Linked DNA regions of Homo sapiens: all the other regions are linked to region 3. Evidence: chromatin contacts called from ENCODE Hi-C data. All regions are on one chromosome and are shown on one strand. Each heading gives the region's core, a stretch centred on a gene start or an enhancer-like site at or near the end of the contact. The rest is flanking DNA. Distances are from core to core; before and after follow the strand shown. Region 1 overlaps UMAD1 (UBAP1-MVB12-associated (UMA) domain containing 1). Region 2 holds the start of RPA3 (replication protein A3). Region 3 holds the start of LINC03016 (long intergenic non-protein coding RNA 3016).

Region 1 (2,778 bases), core at 190-2,689, 510 kb after region 3:
AGGCTGGAAAATAGATAGGAAATACTGTGGGCAGGACCACCACTGACCTGCTTAGTGCATTTTGTGAATTATGAAAAGGTCACCCCAGCTGGGCACGGTGGCTGACGCCTGTAATCCTAGTACTTTGGGAGGCCAAGGTGGGCAGATTGCTTGAGCCCAGGAATTCAAGTTCAGCTCAGACAACACGGTAAAACCCTGTCTCTACAAAATATACAAAAAATTAGCCAATATGGTGGTATGTGCCTGTGGTCCCAGCTACTCGGGAGGCTGATTTAGGAGACTCACCAGAGTCCAGGAGGTCAAGGATACAGTGAGCTGTGATCGTGTCACTGTACTCCATCCTGGGTGATAAAAGTGAGACCTAACTAAAAAAAAAAAAGTACCACTTCTTTAAGACATTTTACTTCCATCTGTTAGAAAATTGTTGTAATATGTTTATTAGAATAAGACACTTGACTGCCATCTGCTGGAAAATTATTAAAGATATGTCTTTGGTTTCAATGCTCCTCTCCTTTTCACATCCTTGTGCAGTACACAAATTTTGTGGGTGCGAGTAATAGGACTTGGTAACGGATCACATTTCTTATTAAAAGGAAAAGGAAGAAATCTCAAGTTTGGATGGTAGGGAGGTTAGTAGTGACATTAATAGAACTAGAACTTATTATTGGGGAATAGATTTATAAGGCAGAATCATTCTTTACATGGAAAGACACTCATCTTATTATTTATTGATCCCAATTGTTTGCATTTACTTAGTAAGAATTTTGATACCTTTTCTTCTAGAATCTCAGCTCTCCCCCCTTGTGACATCTGAGAATGTTGACCAGTTCCTCTTTTGTATTCCATACACCCCTCTCTTCTGTATCTTTTCTTTCTATTCTGAACGTTGCTTCTTATCCGTCTCCTTTGCAGGCCCTTTTCCCTCAGTTTCCATTCTTGTGCTTTTTTATACAGTGGGCGCTCAATAAATGTTTGTTTAATTGAATTGCATTGCTTTTGAAAGATCAGTTGCAGGTTTTTCAGGAGACTGATTCATAGGCAGTTAGGGACTAAGGGCGTGCCAGAATTCAGAAAGTAGAAACCTATCCTAAATACAGTTCCTTGTTTCGGGATGTATTTTTTACACAGTAGGTCACTCTTCCTTGGGGAATATCTGTACTGTTGATCCGTTCATCATTGTTCAGCAGTGGCAACACCAGGAGAACAAATTATTTACATTGGCTGTGTCATATGGGTGTGTCTAATTCGGAGAACTTTCAAACAAAATAATGAAGCTTCCCCAGCTTCTAACTTGGGAAGTATGAAAAGTTACTTAAAAAAAAATCTTGACTCTTGTTTAAGTACATCAGTGACTGATTAAGTCACAACACATTTTAATATTTTCATTCGAGGTTTCTTGCTAACATTCTTACCACCACTACCACTAACCCCACCCCATGTGTGTAAGTTACTTTTCCTTTCATTTTTCGTGGGTCTTGTGTGTTAAGGCAAAGTCAAGAACTTTGCTCTTCTGATAACTTAACATTGATTGTGTGACTGCTTTGTGCAAATTGCTATGGGATGCCTCATGGAAATTACAAAGGTTTCGTTTGCTTCTGCCCTTCAAGAGAGACTTGCTTAGTGGGAGAAGTAGATGCATATGCAACTGCTCCAGGGCAGGCGATGACAAGGATCATAATATAGTGCAGACAGAGACAGGATTCCCTGTCTTAGAGTGATATAAACATCACTCGAAGACTGAGTCACATATATGGACTTGCCATATTTCTTTCCTAAATTGCACACTTAACTCTTCACTTTCCTGGGCTGGATTAGAATTTGTTTTCGTCGAAGGCTTCATGAGTTGAAAGCACATTACATATATGTAAGATTTAATGGATTTAATTTAAAATGCATTGAATAACATTAATTTTAGCAGGTTTGATTGTTTTAAATGCTTTTAAGCCGGCACTCTTAAACGAAAATAGAGAATATCAGAGTGATATTAAATAAACAATGATATAAAACAGGAGTTTTATGTTTATGGAAACCTAGTATTTAGGAAATAAATATCCTGAAATTCTCTAGCCAAATTATATTTTTAAATGTTTTGAGCATAGGATACAAGTTATAAACAGCCTAGTAGGGAAAAATGTATATTACTGTCATAAACATAGGTAGTATTTAAAATATTAAATATGGATAATTGATATTTAATTGAAGTGCTTTTTATTTAATTAAAGCCAATGACATTTTAAAATTATTTCTTTATTAATTTTTCTTCAATTAAATTTTAGCCTGTATTTTAGATACAAGGGGTGCATGCGCAAGTTTGTTATATGGGACTATTGCATAATGCTAAGGTTTGGGGTATGGATCCCATCACCTGGGTAGTGACCCTAGTACTCAATAAGTGGTTCTTCAGCCCACATTCTCCTCCCTCCTCCACCCCCAGTAGACCACAGTGTCTGTCATTCCTGTGTTTATGTCCATGTGTGCTCAATGTTTAGCTCTCATTTATAAATGAGAACATGCAAAGCCAATGACATTTTTCCAGTCATTGGAGTAACAAAGACGTTTGAATTTTAAAAATTTAAATATATTTAAGATTGAAATTTAGGCCGGGCGTGGTGGCTTACGCCTGTAATCCCAGCACTTTGGGAGGCTGAGGCTGGCAGATCACCTGAGGTCAGGAGTTTGAGACCAGCCTGACCAACATGGAGAAACCCCATCTCTACTAAAACTGCAAAATTAGTTACAAAAATAGTAGAGTGATTTATGTAATAAGTAAACAGTTCA
Region 2 (2,700 bases), core at 75-2,574, 460 kb after region 3:
CTGACCCCAAGTGATCCGCCTGCCTCAGCATCCCAAAGTGCTGGAATTACAGGCATAAGCCACCTCGCCCAGCCTCCTGTTTCTTTCATCTATTAAAACTCCACTCTTAAACTCACTCCTTGTGTGTCCTCGTCCTTCAGTTTCTTTGGCGTGAGACGATAACCTCAGGTATTTACCTCAGACAACTCTGCTACTTCAGAAGTATTTACTTTATTAAATGAATATGATTTATTGTTTTGAAGTAAAATGTTTAAGGTATGCATGTATTTTTTATGATTTCCCACTTTAACTGATTTTTTTATTAAATGAAGAAATGGTCTCAATCACATTGGCTAACATGGCCTCTATTTATTTAATTCATCTGTTTTTCCCACTTTGGGGCATCAACAGCATGGAGTATTTGGAAAACTACTTGTATTTGTAAAGAGTAAAATGCAGTTTAACAAAGAAGTTAGTTTGTCATTGTATAGTTCAGGAACTCTGGCCTGGATGAGAGCATGAGTTTGAAATTTTGTCCTCAAGATTTTGTTTTTATCTTACCATCACCTTTTATGCTTAAGTTTATGATTGGCCATAATTATCAAATTGACACATTATGTCATGTGAAAATCTGTTTACCAAACTTTTCTATTAATAAACTTGATGTTTAATTGTAATATTAAGAGTCACAGAGTGCTGTAGATTCTGTTTGTCATAGTTGTGTAGCTTTTAGAGTTTAGGGAAATCTAGTTTTTAGAATTGACACAATGATTTTTAATTTTAGCAGTGTGTTGAATAACCTGTGATATACCATTCACTTATTAACTTCACATTGTTGTATAATAAGTTATAAATTTTAGATCAGATAAGAAAGTAAAACTGGTATTAATTTGGGAAGAAGAAATTGCAGAACTTGAGTGATTTTTCCAAATAATGTGTCAGCTGTAACTTGAATGTGTTATTTTTATCCCCAAGGGTATTTTGAAATATACTTATGTGAATTTCTTATAGTTTATTTTAACCATAAAACTATTTTGATATTTTTATAATGCCATCGATGATACTGTATGCATAGTGAGGGCATGGGTTGTCTGTTCTTACCACCATATTCCCAGCACTAGCATGGAACAAATGAATAAGAACGGAGTAAAAATGCATAATCTAAACTTGACTATGTGTGTCTTCAAAATAATACCTTTAAGTTATTTTGAAGGAAAAAACTATGTATCCAACAAATTCAAACAGATACTTACAAAATTAAGACGATTGTAAATGTGTGTTGTCCTCCTTCTCATTGTTTTTCACATCCAAAAATGTCCTCTTGGAGCCTCTTATCTGAGTAGCTTCTGTGGATCTGATGATGCTAGGATTTTATTTTTTCTTTTATTTTAAAGTTCTTCTGATTACATCATCTCTTTGTATAGACATCATTCTTGACAGATGGCATTTATTAAATATGGACAGTAGCAGGCAGTTAAAAAGACCTGCATGAGATAGGCAGGAACCTTTCTTTTTTCTTTCTGACTCTCAGAAGCAATACCAGCATTAGCTTTATTTAACTTCTAGATTAATTTAAAAAGAAACCTCTTTAAATTATGACTCAACAGGTACAGGGTGAAGTGGGGGAAATGTATGTGTGTTTTAAAGCTTCCCAAGTGATTTTGACCATCAGTTAAGTTTAGAAACCACTGATTACAATTAATTTCCTTAGAATTTGCTCATATATTTAATTCCAAAGAGGAAGAAAATTGAAATTTTAAAAAACATATGAGTATTTTTGGAGATGACATAACTTTCCTTTTATTGTGTTAAAAAAAGCTTTAAGAACTGTTTTTTTCTGCATTTTTATTAATTATCAAGATTTAGTGATGGTTTAGAGAGCTAAAAACACCTTTAGGGTGAATTCAGAAGATCTAGCAGATACAATGATGAAATATGATCAGCAAGCTTTAGGAGAGGATAACAAATGTGTGATTTTGAAATCTCTTCTATTTGAAACCAATCCAGAGTCTTGAATTTGATCCAGTATATAGTATGCTACAAATGGAAAGATTAAACTGGAGCAATATAATTAGGGTAAGCCATTGCATCTGCACTTGTATCGCAGCAACTGAATTTGAAACCAGCTGCAAAATGGTGACTAATCTCTCTGGCAAGCCCACATGAGAGTGTAGTACAATAAGCCAGCTTCAGCCTCATGAGCACATGTTTCTTCAACTTGCCTCTGAGCAGGTGATGGTGATGATGCAATCTGATTATACTTTTGAATGTATTCTAACCACAGTCAACAGTAGAGTCTCACAAGGGATTTCACAAAAGACTTCAAACCGACTGTATATTTTTCAGAGAGTTGAGCTATAGACAGCCATGGAAAGTAGTAGTTTTTTTTTTCACGTTAGTGACTACTGTACTTTGCAGTACTTTATAATCTTAAGTTTAGGAGGCTTTAGTTTTCATATGTGAACTGAAGATGAGAAGAATAATGTGGAAAGAAAGTACTTGTACTTGGAGCTTTTATTCTGAATTGTTCACAACAACTTACACTGATCAATTAAAATAATTAAATTGTCTAGACTATTTAATTCTGTACAAACAAGAGATGGTAAATCAGTGTACTGTGTTTAAGTGGTACACTAACCTTTCCATATTCAGAGAAGTACCTCCCTGGGTCTTGAACATTAAAGGTGTTTAATAAGTACTCAGTTTGACTTGGACTTGAGC
Region 3 (2,861 bases), core at 203-2,702:
CATCTTCAAGAGTGGTAAATAGTTGACCCATACAAAGGACCAGCAGCCTCATGTGGACCCGTCTTAGCATCCTTCTCTCCTTCTACTCCAAGGGTGAAGAGTACTCGGAAGTTACTATTTATTCTCAAATCCTTGTGTCAGATTATTTTCATATCTTTCTTAGATCTGTTCTGGCTTAAGTCTTATTCTCTTATTCATGGAAATAGAAGACACTGAGCCCTTTCCCACATAAAAATATAGGACTACTGATTTCTAGAGCTTAAAGATGTTCTAACGCCTCGTTTGAAAGATTCAGAAACAGATCTAGAGATGTTAAAGTTTAGAAAAATGACACAAATAATGCCAGAAGTGGCAACAGAACTCAATTTTCCTGACTCCCAGGTTAGTGGTCTTTGTACTAAATGCAATTTCTTATCTTCCCTGAACAACCTGAGCTATGTACTTTAACAAAATTTTTTGTGGGTACATAGTAGGTGTACGTATTTATAGGGTTCATGAGACACTTTGATACAGCCATGCAACAAGTAATAATCACATCATAGAAAATGGAGTATCCATCCCCTCAAATATTTATCCTTTGTGTTACAAACAATCCAATTATACTCTTTTAGTTATTTTTAAATACACAATTAAATTATTGACTATAGTCACCCTATTGTGCTATCAAATACTAGATCTTATTCATTCTTTCTGTTTTTCTTTGACCCATTGTACTGCTAGATAGAACTCACATATTTGGTCCCTGCCTTTTCCCACCATTTGCAAATAGATTCTAGGAACGATCCTAATAGTTGCCAGGCACTGTTATCAGAGATCAAATCTGTCTTGTTTCCAATTGTGCCTGGGACATAATAGGATTTTTTTTTTTAAATAACAAAGCCATGTGTAGTGCTGCATGCCTGTTGTCCTAGCTACCCAGAAGGCTGAAGCTCAGGAGTTCAAGTCCACCCTGGGCAACAAGACTCCATCTCCACAACAAAAAAGTTTAAAAAGGTTACTATACGATTACTATACATTGTATGTATCAAAATATTACTCTCTCCCCCATAAATATGTACATTATATATCAATTAAAAGGAAGTAAATGGTGAGCATCCTTTCACTATGAAGAAAAGTTCTCCATATGCCCCCTACTTTCTTCTGTTTCATTTTTATGGAGACCTCTAAACAAAATGCTTTTCTCATAGATATGGAGGGACTCCTAAACAGGTTTTCTGCTTGAGAAAATCTTGATTTGAACTCCACGTATCATACACCATCAGGCAAAAAACCTCGCATTTACGTTGGAGAATACAGTCCAGAAAAAGAACAAAACCTCAAGTGTGGGCAGAAGATTGTGTGTATTTGCTATTAGGGAGGAGAGCTCAGGTTCCTTTTCTCTACAGTGACCATTAGACATTCCAAAGCACTGTCACTTGGTGTAGCTCAGTGCTCTTGGTTACTGAAGCAACAAGTGATCTCTGATGACAAAACAAAGGTAGGGTCGTGCCTAACACTGGTAAGGAGAAAACTGTGTCGAGTTAGTTAATAATTAATTTACATGTCAAGTTACAAGTTTTCTATCCTAAAATCCAAAAAAAGCAACAGCTCTTTTTTTTCCTCCAGTCATTAAATCACCCATTCAACAAACTTTCACCAGGCTCATGGTTTGTCAGCTATAGAAGAGAAAGGAGGGCGAAACCTGTGGTTAAGGCTTGCCTGAAGGATCTCACATTTGGGTTGGGGGCTGACATGCCAGTGAACAAATAGCCTCCTCAGGACTATGATAGAGGTATTTACAAAGAACTATAAGAGGACTGTATATTAAGTGTTTAGGGATCTGAGAAGTTTCAAAGAAATTGTGGCATTTGAACTGGATTTAAAGAATAAGGCTCAGGTACAACTTCATGTGAAAGAGTCGATATATTCACAAATTTGCCAAAGCCCAGTTAACTTCAATTCTTCGAGAGTTCCAGTTTTTTCCCAGGTGCAGTCAGTGTACCATTTTTTTCTGAGACCCACAGCCATTTTCTTTCATTGGCATGTTTTTAGGTTTATTTTTCAATAACTCCAGTACCCCTGAAATTTCCTTCCTTAGATCTTGAATAAATATATTCAAGTTGGGCATTACTGCATGGTTTGAGGATAATGTCTTTCCTGTTAAAAATATTTTTAAGTTTTTATACAAAGGTAATGTATGTGCTTGGTAAAAGAGAATGAATATAAAATGAAAAGCTATAATCTGCTACAGCCCCACCCAGCAGTCCCTTTGTCCAGCCATAAACAGAAAATAACAGAACTGTACTCATTTCCAAACTAAACACATCATTCTGCTCCTTGCCTTTTCTGCTTACTGTTTAATAACTTAGAGATAATTCTTTTTAATAGTTAACTAGATCTCTGTATGGATGTGCCACAATTTTTAAGCCATTCCTCTATTGATAATTGAGTTGGATACTTTTATTATAATTATTGCTGCACTGAACATCCTTGAAATGATTGTGTGGGTACAGCCATAGGATAAGTTCCTAGCAAGTAATTGCTGAGATAAAGAATGTATGCATTTAAATATTCATAGATACTGCCAAATTGCCTTCTTAAACTGTACTGTACTACCTTATACTACTACTCAACATTTGCGAGTATATTTTCCTGCCCCTTTTACCAAAGTTTTTGATTATTGAACTTACTAGTTTTATCACTGCATTAATATCTGATAATTGTTGATTTGTACTTAAGGTTTGAGTTTTTTTTATACATTGGTAATTTGCATTTCATCTTCGCCAGTTTTTAATATTGAATTACTAGGGTTTTTAAAAATTTTTATAAACTCTCTGAATATTGGTTTATTTATATGTATTAGAACTGTTATGATTATTTCG

Evidence for each region. A loop is a pair of places that touch in the nucleus more often than their neighbours do. Pooled maps may share reads with other maps.
Region 1: a pooled map shows a loop between it and region 3 (4-fold over the local background). The contact joins the enhancer-like site here to the promoter of LINC03016 in region 3. A Hi-C loop is called at or near these places in 9 of 37 single-sample maps with no recorded cell type and 7 of 50 pooled maps.
Region 2: a pooled map shows a loop between it and region 3 (2.6-fold over the local background). The contact joins the promoter of RPA3 here to the promoter of LINC03016 in region 3. A Hi-C loop is called at or near these places in 5 of 37 single-sample maps with no recorded cell type and 7 of 50 pooled maps.

What each region holds. Positions count from the first base shown.
Region 1 is chr7:7,760,997-7,763,774 of GRCh38, forward strand. All of the region lies in intron 2 of UMAD1 (UBAP1-MVB12-associated (UMA) domain containing 1), which reads left to right. Among named protein-coding and RNA genes, the nearest start is that of RPA3, 44 kb to the left of the region's middle. Within about 2 kb of position 1,440, at least 10 of the 41 ENCODE cell types and tissues checked have a DNase peak (open chromatin) inside an H3K27ac peak, as active enhancers do.
Region 2 is chr7:7,717,283-7,719,982 of GRCh38, forward strand. It overlaps RPA3 (replication protein A3), which reads right to left and starts at 1,325. Exons shown (of 8, transcript NM_002947.5): 1 at 1,233-1,325. The region is part of intron 2 of UMAD1 (UBAP1-MVB12-associated (UMA) domain containing 1); the gene reads left to right.
Region 3 is chr7:7,253,702-7,256,562 of GRCh38, forward strand. LINC03016 (long intergenic non-protein coding RNA 3016) reads left to right here and starts at 1,453. Exons shown (of 4, transcript NR_108073.1): 1 at 1,453-1,477.